Linked DNA regions of Homo sapiens: region 1 is linked to region 2. Evidence: chromatin loops called from intact Hi-C (ENCODE). Cell type or tissue: PC-3. All regions are shown on one strand. Each heading gives the region's core, and the rest is flanking DNA. Links, peaks and the distances in the headings are about the cores only. Region 1 holds the start of LINC01561 (long intergenic non-protein coding RNA 1561). Region 2 overlaps WDR11-DT (WDR11 divergent transcript).

What was found. Hi-C counts contacts between places; a loop is a spot of excess contacts. Peaks named below come from ENCODE experiments on the same cell type or tissue, not always from the same donor. Only the 100,000 strongest peaks of a DNase experiment are listed, where the experiment ranks them.
Region 1: a loop joins it to region 2, with 11 times the contacts of the local background. A loop is called at or near these places in 1 of 110 quality-filtered maps.

Annotation. Positions count from the first base shown.
Region 1 is chr10:120,595,536-120,603,870 of GRCh38, forward strand. LINC01561 (long intergenic non-protein coding RNA 1561) reads left to right here and starts at 2,414. Exons shown (of 1, transcript NR_103717.1): 1 at 2,414-4,588. In PC-3, for the core only: CTCF peaks have their summits at 3,074 (motif pointing right) and 5,552 (motif pointing left); a DNase peak (open chromatin) is centred at 5,646; H3K27ac peaks cover 1,644 bases.
Region 2 is chr10:120,837,417-120,845,751 of GRCh38, forward strand. All of the region lies in intron 1 of WDR11-DT (WDR11 divergent transcript), which reads right to left. Among named protein-coding and RNA genes, the nearest start is that of WDR11-DT, 9.6 kb to the right of the region's middle. In PC-3, for the core only: a CTCF peak has its summit at 4,632 (motif pointing left); a DNase peak (open chromatin) is centred at 4,525; H3K4me3 peaks cover 413 bases; H3K27ac peaks cover 3,702 bases.

The DNA.
Region 1 (8,335 bases), core at 71-8,070, 240 kb before region 2:
AGTGCTCTTCAAGGATAGCACGGAGGAAAGAACCACTTAGAATGGGGCCAGGCAGCCCTGCCAACATCTCTGCCACTTAACCTTGAGCAAACTGCTTCACACTCGTGAGCCTCAGTGTCTGCATCTGCAAAACAGGAATAACACCAACCTTATAGGACCTTTTACAATGGTTTAGTGATTTAGAATGTATTAGGTTGGTGCAAAAGTAATTGTAGTTTTGCCATTAAAAGTAATGATCAAAACAGCAAGTACCTTTGCGACAACATAATAAGATATCAGACCATGATAGTTGTGATTATTGCAGAGCTCCTGGGGTATCTGAGACATGAATAAAGTAAGCACCTGGCACTAAAACTCTCTTGTCTTAGTCTGTTCAGGCTGCTACAATAGACTATCATAGACTGGTGGCTTATAAACAACAAAAACTTATTTCTTACATTTCTGGAGACTGGGAAGTCCAAAACCAAGGCACCTGCTGATTTAGTGTCTGGTGAGGGTGTGCTTCAGGGTTCATAGACCCCTGTCTTTTTACTGTGTCCTCACATGGTGGCAGGGGCAAGGGAACTCTTTGGGGTCCCTCATATACGAATACTAATCCCATTAATTAGAGTCCTACCCTTATGACCTAATGCCCTCCCAAAGGCCCCCACCTCTTAATACCATAACATTGGAAGTTGGGATTTTGACATATGAATTTGGGAGGAGACATAAACACTCAGTCTGTAGCATCTCTGAAGAGTAAATAGCAATTCTGATACAAGCAGGAGAATTTCACTGGCAACACTGTTATGGTAATCAGGTATTAAAACCCTAATTGAATTATAATCCCTCTAATCGCTGCTGCCACCAGTAGGTAATGATACAATTTATCCTCTTAGGGAACCAGATTCCCCCTATAAGAAGGTTGAATTAATAATACAGCAAAATTCACTATGTTGATTTTTAGAAACATTAATATGTCTGAGGGGTATTCAACCTAAGTCAGATGTTGCTCCAGGCACCAGCTATTTGGGAGAAAAAGGCCCATCTGAGCCAAAGCCAGGACAAGACAAGCAGCTTTAGGGGTGCTAAGGAGTGAGAAGCCTCCATACACCAGGGCTCACTCCTTAGGAGGCCTCCTGAAAGAAGGGGAGCAGGAGAGGGGCAGGGAGAACCTGCATCTATCCAAGGAAGGGGGTGAGCTAAGCTGATGGATACTTGAATTATTGGAGAAAAGTGTGAAATTAGAAAAACCCATGAAAAGACCCAGAGGCTTGTGAGCCTCTTAGGGATTGCAGAATGTTTTCGTTCACATGGAAACCAATTGCACAAAAAGTGCTCATACCTGTATTCCAGGAGCCAGCAAGGATAGTGTGTATGCAAAGAGAGCTTCAGTGAAAGGGGAGTTTCAGGAAATGATGGACCCAGCCTTCCTTAAAAAGAGGAGTCAGATACCTCCTTGCACGCATGTGCACACATGTGTGTACACACATGCAGACACACACACAATAGAGATTGTCTAAAGGTGGGTAGTTTATATAGCTCTCCCTGGATCATATAAACTGTGTTTCACTTGGACTTGCCATTGACTGAAGCAGACTTTGCAGAACATTCCAATCTTCAGCTGGTTATCCTGGACTCCCAGTCAGCCCCATATCTACACCCTGGAGCTCTAGAAAGATCCCTTCCTGGCACAGTGGTTCACATTGTAATCCTAGCACTTTAGGAGGTGGAGGCACGAGGATCACTTGAGGCCAGGAGTTCAAGACCAGCCTGGACAACATAGTGAGGCCCCATCTCTACAACAAATTTAAAAAAAAAATAGCTGAGCATGGTGGTGCACACCTGTAATCCCAGCTACCTCTGAGGATCACTTGAGATCAGAAGCTTGAGGCTGCAGTGAGCTATGATCATGTCACCACACTTGAGCCCTAGGCGACAGAGAGGGACCCTGTCTCTAAAAACAAATAGAAAAGAATGATCTTTGAAGTCACACTCACTGCTGATAACTTGAGGGTGAACCCCCAAGGCAAAGCAGGGGCTGCCTTTTGGGGTTGATCTGATGAATATCATCAAAATAGAGTGATTTTCCACCCTCATAATGGACAAGAGCAAACTCAGCCATGCTTGGGATCAAATCCAGCTCAGATACTTTCTTGAGCAAATTACGAACCTTTCAAAGATTCAGTGTCCTCATGTGTAAGATGGGTTTTTTTGTGAGGATTAAATGAAGAAAGCATGTATAGAAAGTGCTTAGTACAGGGCTTGGTACACGGTAAGTGCTCAATAAATGTTAGCTCTTGTGATTGGTCAATGTGAGCTGTCACTGTGTTGTGAGGCACGGGCTGTTCTACATGAATGCATTTCCCAGAAGAGTCGTGTCTTGAGCCTCTCTCACATGCTGACCATTTTGTTTAAAATATTTGATAGATGAATTCTACACTCCCTGGCCTTCCTTGTCCAGAGGCTTCTTCCTAAGAACTCAGTGCCAGGATTTTGAGTAGCACTGGATATTCTGTGCAATGGGTTCGTTCATCCAATTTCCACCACTTTACAGATGAACTGGGGATCAGAGAAGGCAAGCCACCTCCCCAAGGTCACACAGCTTGTGAGAGCAAGACAACAGCATCGAGGCCTATGTAATAGCAGAGCCATTGCTTCTTTGGCTCTGCGGAAGCTTGTATTGTGGTATATCTGTGGTGTAGCTTTGCTGTCTCCTGTGTCAATGTCAGGAGGACAGGCTGAGCTCCTGGGACCAGAACCCCTCAGATTCCAGGAGGAGCAGAGAAAGCACAGATGGCCTGGAGAGTCCCAGGGGTGAGGCCAGCAAGTACTTTCTTCCCCCAGGTGCTCAGAGCATCCTCTGAGTTGCCAAACAGACTCCCAGAGGGGTCAACTGTGGGCCCTAAACCAGACAGCAGCTGGGAAGCAGGCTCTCAGGGGAACTGGGGTCTCACCAGCTCAGGAGCAGGCCAGGACTCCTCAGCACAGAAGCTGGGAATCTTGAGTGTCCAGATCAGCCTGAAAATCTGGACTTGGGAAAAGCCATCTGGCTGGGGCCACCTGCATGCCGCTGTGACTGGGGCATCCTGCTGCTCTCCTCTCTCACAAGGTGGTGCCATCTGCCTTGTCACTGCTCCTCAGGACAAGCCTGACTGCTCTCCCTGCACCTCTGGCCATTGAGAATCCGGCTGCTCCATCGTGGTGGAAAATCTTCCATGCTCAGAGGGACACCTTCCGACACTGGGGTTCTGGAGAGCCTGGTGCCACGAGACAAGGAGCCATGTGACAAGAGGGGGAGGGGTAGGAGTGGGAGACACAAGTGTGGTTTGGGACAAAATAGGGCCTGAGGCTCACGTGTTATAAAACCCCCTTTGCTCTGCCTGTCTCCTTGAATTGTGGCCAGTTTCACATGGGAAGCAACGTCGAGGGACAGGGAGACTGCAGGTGAGGCCTCAGGGCTCTGCATTCCCATCCCCAAAAGTCACCAGCGTGTGGCCTTGTGGGTGTCACTCCCCTCTGTGGAGTCAACTTTGTGCAGTGACATGCAGAGGCTGGACTGCTGCCACCTCATGCCCCTCCTGGCATGATGGTCGCATGAGGCTGAGTGATTTGCAGGTCTATGGGGAAACCCGCCTCAGAGATGTGGAGGAGAAGCCAGGCAGAGCGCTGTTCATTCCATTTCTTTCTTTTTTTAATCTAAAGGAGGGAAAGAGCTTTATTAACTCAAACAAAGGGATGCCATACAACTTCCCAACGATACTGTGCAGTGATGGTATTAGCTTCCACCTGTTCTTCCATTCTGGGGGCAGGGTGTGAGGACTGGCTGCTCTGGGAGACGCTCTGAGCTGAGAGAGAAGAAATAGCTATGCTAATAGCTGCCCCTTACTGAGTGCTCACTCTGTGTCCGGGGCTACACCGAGTGCTTGCAGCGGGTTCTCAGGCGCACTTAGAACAGCACTGTGAGAAAGGCACTTTTGCTGCCCCTTGTGTACAGATGAGGACAAAGAGGGACAGAGAGGTTTAGAACCTTGACCTATATCACACAGCCAGTGAGCAGACGACCGGAATTTGAATCCTGCAATCTCTCTGCAGAGCCTGCGCATTTAATACCACACACAGTTCTGGCCTGCAGTGAATTTGGTTGTTCTTCCTGCCTGGGGTGGTCAGTTTCCAAGCCTTTCCAGATGGACTTCTGCAGCCCAAAGCTGCGTGCTCCCCGTGCAGGCCCTTGTCAGAGCAGAGAAAGATGGCTGAAGTTGTTGTCCATCTAGATTTTTATCTTCAAAACATTGCTGAAATCAATCTCTCTTCTACCGTCTCCGATTTCCTTTGTCCTTATGGGTGGTCTACAACTTTACTATCATTTTAGTGGATGCAAGAGGAGTGGAGATAAACACGTGTTCAGCCTGCTGTGAATCTCTGCAGTGGCTATGTTGTTTCTTAAACAGATGTAATGAGGCATCTATTCCCTGTGTGCCATGTGCCCCTTGAGTAGGGGACATCTGTTTTGTGTTGTCTGTGTCTCCAGCATTAGAATGGAACCTGGCACACAATAGAGGCTCAATTAGTATTTGTTGAATAAATGAACATTAAGAAACAGAAAAGAGCCTTGTTCCTTCCTTGTGTCTCCTTCTTCATGTTTTGTAGTCTGTTGGAATCTCATTACTAGATTATTGTTCCAGAAACATGTTCCAAGGACAGGCATGTGCAGGCAGAATGGAACTGGGAACGTAAACGGGAAGCTTGAACCTGGAAAGTCACAAGGGGGATGGAGATTTGGGGAGAAGTGGGAGCTGGGAGAGCAGCAGCCCAAGCTGAAGATCTAAGCTGGGGGTCAGGAGAGCCAGCTGAGAGCTTTCTAGGCTGCAGCTGAGCACCCTGTCTATGGGCCTCCCAGCCTCCAGGTCACCAACCTTGTGGGGAGGTGGGAGCAGGTGGGAGCATAGGTGCTGGGCCCTAGTGGACATCGAGGTGCACAGGTGGCCAGTGAATGTGGGATCCATGGGGGCAGAGGGAAGCCCTAGGATGCTGCAGAAGCCTGAGGCCAGCCCGAGGCCGGCTCTGGGAAGAGGGGGAGGCAGCTGCCATAGGTGAAGGCTCAGGAGGGCACTCAGAGATGGAGACTGAAGGCCGGCTTGCTTCTGCTTCCTCTGCCCAGAACCCCTGAATTTCAGGAAACAGAGAGGATGGAAGGACTTAGGGACTCTGGATGATGAGAGTTTCTGCAGTCCGGGACTTGCAGCATGCGTTTCCTCTGTGAGCCTGCTGTGCAGCCAGCTCCCTTCTCCCCCTGCTCTGTGCTGGTGCCCACAGAGGTGGCACTCCCTCCCAACCCCAGCACAACTGCCATCTCAGCAGTCCCCCAAGGAAGAGGCTGAGATCCTGCCTCGGGGCACCCTGAGGGGTCCACTTCACTCTCCTGACCACCCTGCCAGCCTGGACTCCCCAACCCCATTTCCAACCTCTGCACACTCCCAGCCTAGAGTGGGATTTTCTGGGAGCCTGAAGTATAGGCTGGACTGGGAGGGCTTGGCTGCAGCCTCAGCTCAGGACCACCCCCTGGTGGCCCCCTTGGGTGGGAGCCCATCTCTTGATGGATAGGTGAGCCTGTGTCCTCAGCAGTGACCTGAGCTGCTAGTTGGGGGAAGTGACTCAGCAAACTAGGCCGCTGCCAAGTGGCATCAGGATCCAAAGCATCCCCACCCAGTGGCTTCAGGTTGTTAAATTACATTTAGCCTAAAGCTGCCTCCATACATATTTTAAGTTCAGCCTAAAAGTTTCTACATGCATAGTGAACTGTAACCTAACTGAATGCGTAAGCAGACTATCACCTGCTCTTTTGCCAATCAGAGTTCAGCCAATCACAGGCAGCCAACTGTTCAAACCACGTTCAAATAAGGCAAACACCGAGAGCTGTAACTAATCGGCTGTTTCTGTACCCCACTTCCCTTTTCTGGACGTCACTTTCGTATTTTTGTCCATAAGTCTTCTACCATCACGTGGCTGCGTTAGAGCGTCTGTGCATCTGCTGTGATTCTTGGGGCTGCCTGATTCACAAATCATTCTTTGCTCGGTTAAACTCTGTTAAATTGAATTTGTCTAAGGTTTTTTCTCTATACAAGGTTAAGACATAACCTGTGTCTGACCCAGGGCCAACTGTGGGCTGTGTGTGGCGGGTGGCAGGGGCGTGTTATTCCCTTTCTTCCAGAGGCTGTGTTCTCAAAGTTGAGTTCTCAGGTTGCTCGCGCACAGGTGCCATGGTGTCCTCATTCATGGGATTATCGAGACCCAGATACCACCCCAGAGCTACTGAGTTAGACTCTGGGGATCAGAACTGGGACTCTGTAATGAGCACTCACCCACATGGATCTCAGGCTCACCTGGTGTGGGAGCTTCTGCCCTCTGTTCTGCCTGCTGGACACAATGTAGAAGAGACAGTTTTACCAGGCTGTTCTTGGGGTATGCTCTATCCTGGAAAGAGGGATCTCGGGAAATGATGACATTTCTTTATGTTTGGTTGGTATTTCACAGTGTATTGTGCATTCTGGGACCACTATCAACTCACCTGCTTAAACCTCAACCCTAGGGACCTGCCTTGATTGGTCCTTTTCTTGATTCTCTTCTTCTAATCCATCAGCAACCCCTCTGGCTCCTACCTTCAAAGTGGACTCCACACCTAACCACACCCCCCAGCTCACTGTGGCCACCGTAGTCCACCCCTGTTGTCACCCCTGCTCACCTGAGCTGCTGGGATGTCTCCCACCCATCAGTGCCACATTCACTTCCCCCAAATCCATTTTCCACTGCAGCCCAAGTGTGTATGTGTGTGTTCCTTTTTTATTAAGGCACTGTTTTCAGAGAACAGTTTTCACTTGTTTTAAGTGTACGGTGTTTGAATTGTGATCCTTGTACATAATAACTATGTAACCACCAAGACCGAAGGCAGTTCCCTCATCCTCAAAGCTGCCTTTTGCTCCTTTGCTCTCCATCCCTGGACCCAGGCAGCCCTAGATCTGTTTTCTGCTGTCTGATTTTTGCCTTTTCTAGGATGACATATGCGATGGTTAATACTGAGTGCCAACTTGATTGGATTGAAGGATGCAAAGTATTGATCCTGGGCGTGTCTATGAGGGTGTTGCCAAAGGAGTTTAACATTTGAGTCAGTTGGCTGGGAAAGGCAGACCCACCCTTAATCTGGGTGGGCAGCATCTAATCAGCTGCCAGCAAATATAAAGCAGGCAGAAAAACATGAAAAGGCAAGACTGGCCTAGCCTCCCAGCCTGCATCTTTCTCCTGTGCTGGGTGCCTCCTGCCCTCGAACATCAGACTCCAGGTTCTTCAGTTTTGGGACTTGGATTGGTTTTCCTTGCCCCTCAGCTTCTGTCCCTCTAAAGAACGCTGACTAATACATAACTGTGTAACCACCAAGATAGAAGGCACTTCCCTCATCCTCAAAGCTGCTTTTGCTTCTTTGCTCTTCATCCCTGGCCCCAGGCAGCCCTAGGTCTGCTTTCTGCTGTCTGATTTTTGCCTTTTCTAGGATGTCATATAAATACAATCATACAAGATGTTGTCCTTGGGTTTGGATTTTTTTCTCATTTAAGATTCATCCATCCACATCACTGTATATTTTCATCTGGACTCTCTCTCTTTTGCACATCAAACTGTTGCTAAACTGCCGGGTTCACCAGCCCACTGTGCAGCAATAGGCCAATACTCAGACAGCAGGGTTTGCGGCAGAGAAAGAGTTTAATAATTGCAAGGCCGCTGAACAAGAAAACGGGAGGAATTCCCAGCTTCAAATCTGTTTGCTGAGGAGTTCTGGGCAAGAGTTTTTAAGGGGATTGTGGAGGATGAGGGGCTGGAAAATACGGGGTAAATACGGGGTCATCGATTGGTCCGGTAAAGGAGTGAAATTATCAGGATGTGGAAACTGTGTCTTCCAGGAGTCAGCTGCTTAGTGGGCCCTTCAGAGGAGGGGGATGGATAGTTTTGTCAGTTTGCAGAATCTAAAGGGGAAACGCTTAGATTTTATCCGTAGAACAAAGAGCCTTGTGAGGAGGGCTACCTTATTCTGGGGTTGTGAGCAGCGACCGGCTACAAGGAAGTGGGCCAAAGGGCAAGCTGGCTTAGTGATTTCTGCTGATTGTGTTGCTAGTCTAGTTGAATTTTTTCTTTTTTCCTTTAATCAGTTTTATAAAGTTTTTTGGGGAACGGTTTCAAAACCAGCTGAGCGGTTTCTGACCATGCTGCTGTGCCTCTGCCTGGATGGCTCTCCCTCACCTAGTTCTTTCTCCTCCTTCAGGCCTCAGCCTCAATGCCACCTCCTGAGCCCTGCCGTCACTGTGACGGC
Region 2 (8,335 bases), core at 250-8,249:
AGGATGAGATTGTCCTGAGGCACTTCCATTATAGGTTAGAATGCCATGAGCCCTTGCTCTGTCCAGTGCTGGCATCCAGGCTTCTCAGTTCAGTCTGTCCACACTTGTATCAGTCCATTTGTGTTGCCACAAAGGAATACCTGAGACTGGGTAATTTACAAAGAGGTGTCTTTTGGCTCGTAGTTCTGCAGTGCCATATACAAGCATGGCACCAATGTCTGCTTGGCTTTTGGTGAGAGCCTCAGGAACTTACAATCATGGCAGAAGGTGAAGGAGAGCAGTGTGTCACATGGCGAGAGGGGGAGTAAGAGAAGGGGAGTAAGAGACAAAAGGGAGGAGGTGGCAGGATTTTTAAACAACCAGCTCTCCCCTGAACTAATAGAAGGAGAACTCATGACCACCGGGAGAGCACCAAGCCATTCACAAAGGATCCACCCCCACGATCCAAACACTTCCCACCTGGCCTCTCCCCCAACACTGAGGATCACATTTCAACAAGAGATTTGGAGGGGACAAACACCCAAACCACATCAACACTCAAGGCTGTTTTAGAGAAGACTCTGATTTACAAGTTAATATTATCCTGAGTAGAAACACAAGTATGATACTCAGAGATCCAAAGAAACAGTGGTAAACTGGCATTTATTTTTAATTGCAACAATTGGAGGATTCTGAGAAAGACCAGCTAAAATTATGAAATCCTTAAACTTGTTAAAGCATCTCACAAACTATTTCCACCAAGGTTCAGCTTGTTAAGAATGATAAATCAATAGAATTATTTTTTCCTCCAGAAATCATGATCACACACCAGACACAACCTTGTTAGTTTAATGTAATGTATGAAATGCTCTTCCATGAGCACAATGTTCAGACATTGTTTATTTGGACTAACAAAACTCTGATGAAGAAATCAAATAAGAAAGTCCTGTAGCTCATTTTTTCTTTAAAAACAGCCAATCACTGGAAAAACACACATTGACAGAATCTATGTAGTCCCAGGAATGAGACATGCTGGGATCCACTCATGGCTGAGGGAGCAGGGCTCAGGCCTCATACAGAGAGCAGGCCAGAGGTTTAGCAAAATGACCTGGAGTTCAGGGCTGGGCTCTGTCCTCATGACCACAGTAAAAGCACTGACTGAGCGCCTGCCCCCTGCCTCTGTTACATATGTGACCTCATTTAATCATCACAACAACTTTCCCAGGTGGGTTACTATTAGCTCCATTGTTCAGGTGAGGAAATTGAAGCTCAGCAAGGCAAGGTTGCTTTTCTAAGAGCACACAGCAAGTGATGGACCCCCTGGGTCTGGCACCCAAATCACCTAGCGCCTCACCTGGTGTTTCTCCCTCTACATTATATTAACTACAATGTAACAATTAGTGACTTAATCTTGGTACCTTACCTATATGACTTCATTTAATGATTATGAAGTACCATTATGTATTATTTTTATCCTCTAAACTTTCCTAAAGTTACAGAGCTAGGAGGTGGCAGAGATAGGGTAGGACTCCTGTCTGTCTATCTGCCTAAAACTGCAAAGCCCTCACTGTTTCCAGCAATACCCAGCTGCCTCTCCTTGTACCAAGGGTGTTAGAAGAGCATATCCCCAACACAGCCTGCTCAGGATAAATGCATTTTATCATGACTGCTCTTCTCAGAAACATGCTACAGTCTAAAAAACCTTAATCACCATGTCATAAAGTGCAGTGACTAATCCATTGTACTGTGATTATCACCCATAATATGTAGAGACATAAAAAGAGATTAATAATGAAGGTAGTCAAATAATACATAGGACTGATGATTATCCACAACAAAGTAAGGAGTGAGTGGAACGTGTTTAAGGAGAAAAGTCGATGCCGGATCTGAGCTGTCAGTTTAGTGCTCTCCCTACTCAGCCAGTCACCCACTCTGCTGGTGACTTTGTCTTCCATGTTACTGGGTGATGTTTCTTTAAAATGTCTTGCTGTGCAAAGTATGCACTCCTGGTCCCTATTCAACCCCCATGAGAACGTCACAAACACTCCTAAATCTCACATGAAGCAGCTTTATATCCTGGACAGAGCCCTGGCTTGGAAGTGAGAAAACCTGGCCAAGGTTCGTTTCTGTCCTCAGCTAGCTATGTGATCGTGAGCAAGTCACTTAATCTTTCTAAGGCTGAGTTCCTTCATTTACAAAATGGGGTTGGTGATACCCAAAATAAGGCTGACAAAATAAGGTTCGCTGGAAATTCAAATGCTTTGGGTTAAATAATACAGGATTAGCTGATTTAAAGTACCAATGTTATAAGGAAAATAATCTAACAAATGCAGTAAAGGTCTTGGCACATTTTGATGCTAGAGTTGGTGGGAGTTGGAACAGCCAAGCACTAGGAAAGAGTTCTGAGTCGAGACCAGGACTGGAAAGGGAGGCTCGGTGCAGGTCAAACCAGGAGGAAACTGGAGGCAACATCATACTGAAAGGTACACAAGTTGTAGCCCCCCTCCTTTAAAACTTAACTCCTGCAGTCACCAGAGGCAAGCCCTGAGCAGCATCTGCCTAAGTAAGCGTCTGTGACTTGCAGAGTGGTCGTCCTGGCCCACAGCTCTTGGAGAGCACTGGGTGGGGCACGCCTGGCAGCTCAAACAGCTGAGTCTTTCACTGAGTGTGAAGACAGCCTGATCCTTTAAAAAGAGTGGAGTTAACCCCTCCTCTAGGTCAATCTCAGCAGTAATTTTCCAAATGCTGCATGATGCATTCATGTTATGACCCCCTAAAGCTCTTGTTTTAGTTCTAGAGCTAGTCTAAGACTATTTACCACTGGTTTTTTGAATCTCTGTGTGTCATACTTGCATTTTCACTTAGAGTAAGACCAACCTGTAAATCAAAGTCTGCCCTCGGGCGCGGTGGCTCACATCTGTAATCCCAGCACTTTGGGAGGCCAAGGCGGGCGGATCACGAGGTCAGGAGATGGAGACCATCCTAACTAACACGGTGAAACCCAGTCTCTACTAAAAATACAAAAAATTAGCCGGGCGTGGTGGTGGGCACCTGTAGTCCCAGCTACTCGGGAGGCTGAGGCAGGAGAATGGCGCGAACCCGGGAGGTGGAGCTTGCAGTGAGCAGAGTTCACGCCACCACACTCCAGCCTGGGCGACAGAGCGAGACTCCATCTCAGAAAAACAACAACAACAACAAAAAAAAACAAAGTCTGCCCTAAAACAGCCTTGAGTGTGGACCGACTGAATTGAGAGGCCTGGGTACCAGCAACAGCCAAAGCAGGGGTTCATAGAGCCCTCACCTATCCTGAAAGTGCCTCAGGACAATCTCATCCTACTCTTTGGAAACATAAAGAATAATACAGCAACTTTTTTTAAAAAGAGAAAACTGGCTGCAGTTGTGGTGTCCTGGTGACTCATGCAGCAAATTCAACTCCATCTTTACCCAAATCCTTATTATTTCTTCTCCTGCAAGCCACTCCTTAAAGAGAAAATATAAATATCGCTCTTCAGATTCAAGATGGTATAGCTTAGATGGGTTAGTGTTGTTATTGAAAATAGGAGGCCTCAGCCGGGCAGAGTGGCTCACACCTGTAATTCTAGCACTTTGAGAGGCCGAGGCGGGCTGATCACTTGAGGCCAGGAGATTGAGACTGGCCTGGCCAACATGGTGAAACCTGTCTCTACCAAAAATACGAAAAAATAGGCTTCGTGGCTCATGCCTGTAATCCCAGCTACTCAGGAGGCTGAGACACGAGAATCACTTGAACCCAGGAGGCAGAGGTTGTAGTGAGCCAAGACCATGCCAATGCACTCCAGCCTGGGTGACAGAGTGAGACCCTGTCTCAAAAAAGAAAGAAAGAAAATAGGAGGCTAGATTCATGCTCCAGCACTGTCAGCAAATAATAAGGTACTATAGGAAGCTAGGTGCTGTTTTGAGCTCTTTTAATATGTTATCTAATTTAGTGTTTTTCATCATCCAGGAATAGTTACTCTCCTCCCCACAAATAACAGAAGGAGAAAAGGAGGCTTAATGAGGTCAAGTAATCTGCCCAAAGTCCCAACAAACACCCTCCTGTTACTAATGCTAACCTTCCATGACTCTCCAGCGCTAGAATAAAATCCAGTGTGAGGGGTTAAGAAGTGAAACAGGCTTAGCTCACATAGAAAGTCCTTAGCTCATCTCCTAGCACATGGTTAAATGCTCAACAAATGATATCTGGCATTAGCAATAGAAGGGCATTTGAAAGCCTTTAAAGAAACACACAGAATGCATGGATTTTATGGACTTGTGCACAGAGAAGCCCGTGGTGCTAGAAGATACCATGTAGGACTGTCACCAGTGTGCCTCAAGTTGCTCATTATCTTGCCATTTCACATAAAATAAAACAGAAATGCAAATAAAAGCTACACAAATAATGAAACATATATAAAAGAAAATTTTCCCTTTGACTCATCCAATTTTTCCTGGGAGTAATGCACCTTGTGCTTAGATACACAATTCTCATTGTCAGAGTTGTTTTCCCTTTGCTTTCCACAATCAGACCACAATCAGACCACATCCAGGCCAGTGCTTGGTTTTGGAAATAAGACCTTGACCACAGCCCTTTGCCTCACTGGGAATGTGTTGCTCAGCTAAGTGGCTCAAAGTCCATGCTGCCACCTACAGAATGTGAGAACATTTTGGCAAATTATATATCTGACAAGAGACTCAAACAGGCACTATGGCTCCTGCCTGTAATCCCAGCTACTCAGGATGCTGAGGCAGAAGGATCCTTTGAGCCCAGGAGTGTGAGGCTACAGTGAGCTATGATCACACCACTGCACTCCAGCCTGGGTGACAGTGAGACCTTGTCTTAAAAAAAAAAAAAAAGAAAGAAAAAGAAAAAAAGAGACTGTTTCTAGAATATATGAAGAACTCTTATAACTCAATAGTGAAAAGACAGATACCTCAATATAAAAATAAGCAAAGGATCTGAATATTTATTCAAAGAAGATATAAATGGCCAATAAGCACTTGAAAAGATGCTCAGCATCATTAGCCATCAGAAGAATGCATATCAAAACTACAACGAGAACTACTTCACACCCACCAGGATGGCTATTATAAAGAAGACAGATAATAATGAGTGTTGGCCAGGATTTGGAGAGATTGGAATACTTACACACTGCTAACAGAAATGCAATACGGTGCAGTCTCTGGAAAACAGTCTGGCAGTTTCCTCAAAAAGTTAAATATAGAGTTTTTATATGAGCCAGCAATTGTACTACTAGGTATATACCCAAGAGAATTGAAAACATATATTCACACAAAAAATATGTACAGGAATGTCCATAGCAACACATTTGAAATAGCTAGAAAGCAGAAACAAACCAAATGCCTATCAGCTGATGACTGAATAAATAAAAGATGGTATATCCATATAATGAAATATTACTCAGCAGTGAAAAGGAATAAAGTACTGATAGATGATACAACATGGACAAATTTTGAAAATGTTATGGTAAGCGGAAGAAGCCAGGCATAAAATACTACATGCTTTATGGTTCCCTTCATATGAACTGTCCAGAACAGGCAAATGTATATGGACAGAAAGTAGATGAGCAGTTGCTAGAGTTGAGGGATGGCAAGTAGGGGAAATGGTGAGCAACTGCTAATGGGTACAGGGTTTCTTTTAGAAGTGATAAAATGTCCTGAAATTGATTATGGTGATGGTTGCTAAACTCTGTGAATATACCAAAACACAGCAAATTATACATATTAGATGGATGAATTGTATGGTATGTGAATTATGTCTTAGTGAAGCTGTTGTTTTTTTTTAAATCTCACGCTTCCCAGGCAGCTGGAGTTTCTTCTAACTGGGCTGTGGAGTACATGACATGGAAGGCAATGTGGTTAAAGGCATGCGTTTCAGAATCAGACTCCCCTGGGTTCCAACGCTGGCTCTGCCTTTTATTGTCTGTATAAACTTGGGCAACTCTGTGAACTTGTGAAAATATTTGTCATAATATAGTCTTTGTGACTTTGTGCAGATGAAATGAGATGATGCAGGTAAAAGGTTTATCACAGTATTCAACTTGCAAGTGCTTAAAAGGAAGCTACTGACTTCATCACCTACGTGAACTTGGAAAGTTTACTTATGAAGTAAGTCATTTATTCTGTTACATATTATTTCTGTCTTCTTCCATTTCTTGTGTTTCCACCACCAAATCAAAATAGGAATCAGAAGTTCGCATGCATTTATCTCTACTGACTTCAAAAGAAGAGGGTAAAAAAGTTGTCCTAGTTTAGGGATGCAAATGATTTAGCAGTGGCAGGATGCCCTGAGTGCGCATTACCAGGCTTTGGAGTTTATGTCATCAGGCATGGGGCGAAATGGTAGCTTTTGAGGCATAAAAGAGGAGCATAAGTTCTGTCCTATTAAAGAGATCAATTGTCCAGTGTGTCCAATATTCTGTCTTCCACTCTGGCCAAGACAGATGCTTCAGAGAAGGACATAAAATCCATTAACATACTTAATTACACACTCTTGTATTATGGGAGATACATTACTGTCCCAAACCCAGCCTGTCCTTGCCTAAATATCCAACATCCATTATCTTCAAGGTAGCTTACAGATTTAAACTAATTAATCTCTTTTTCTCCAAGAGGCTTTTTCTTACCAGGGGGATGAGAGGGCTGGTTACCTGCTGCCTGCCCCCATCTGTGAGCTACTGCGCTGATGCCTGATTGTCACCTTGTGCCTGTTTGACCTTATGCTCAGTGGGCATTTGGAACTCCTGCACCATCAATCATTTGTTGAAGACCAACTGTATGCCAGGAAAGGTGCCAGACATTGGGGCAAAAGGAAGACTAGGATTTTGTTCCTTTATGAGAGGAACTCTAAGTCTACTATGGTATATATAATTTTTCCTATATTATGATTACTTAAAAATGTGTTGGCCTCCCCTTTGAGACAGATATATCTGAAGATAATAATAATGTAAGGTGTAACTATTGAAATTGCTCAGAACAGCAAAGTGACTTCTCAGAGGTCACTATGCAACACTTCCATTTTCATTTATTGGCCAGAAATTTAGTCTCATGGCTGGGTCTAGTTGTAAAGGGAGTTGGGGGAATGTACTCATTTAATGGAGGGACAAGGTGCCTAGATATAAACTCAAGTTCTATCCCTAAGAAAAAAAGGAGAGAATGAATTTGGGGAGTCAATTAGCAATCTTCTCATGGGAGGCATCAAAGATTTTTAATAAGAGAGTGATAAATTTAGATGTGTGGTTTTGGGCACATCTGGTGGCCCCCAAAGCATCAGTAGGTTAGGGTGTGGGGTAAGGAAAGGTAAGACAACAAGGGAAGGGGAGGGAAGCTGCAGCAAAACATGATCAACTAAAAGCCAAAACATGATCATTGGTTTGAACAACTAAGAGGATATGAGGTGACCTTTGAGAAAGCTGTTTTACAAGAATGGTAAGCTAGACACAAAAACCTGTGATGAAAAATCACCAATATGTTGTCCCTTTTGTTGATCAAGGAGCTAACTGTCAGGCCTCTGAGCCCAGGCCAGGCCATCGCATCCCCTGTGACTTGCACGTATACATCCAGATGGCCTAAAGTAACTGAAGATCCACAAAAGAAGTAAAAACAGCCTTAACTGATGACATTCCACCATTGTGATTTGTTCCTGCCCCACTCTAACTGATCAATGTACTTTGTAATCTCCCCCACCCTTAAGAAGGTACTTTGTAGTCTCCCCCACCCTTAAGAAGGTTCTTTGTAATTCTCCCCACCCTTGAGAATGTACTTTGTGAGATCCACCCCTACCCACCAGAGAACAACCCCCTTTGACTGTAATTTTCCATTACCTTCCCAAATCCTATAAAACGGCCCCACCCCTATCTCCCTTCGCTGACTCTCTTTTCGGACTTAGCCCACCTGCACCCATGTGAAATAAACAGCTTTATTGCTCACACAAAGCCTGTTTGGTGGTCTCTTCACACCGACGCACATGGAATTTGGTGCCATGACTCGGATCGGGGGACCTCCCTTGGGAGATCAATCCCGTCCTCCTGCTCTTTGCTCCGTGAGAAAGATCCACCTACAACCTCAGGTCCTCAGACCGACCAGCCCAAGAAACATCTCACCAATTTCAAATCCAGTAAGCAGCATCTTTTTACTCTCTTCTCCAACCTCCCTCACTATCCCTCAACCGCTTTCTCCTTTCAATCTTGGCGCTACACTTCAATCTCTCCCTTCTCTTAATTTCAATTCATTTTCTGATAGAGACAAAAGAGACACGTTTTATCCGTGGACCCAAAACTCCGGCGCCAGTCACAGACTGGGAAGGCAGCCTTCCCTTGGT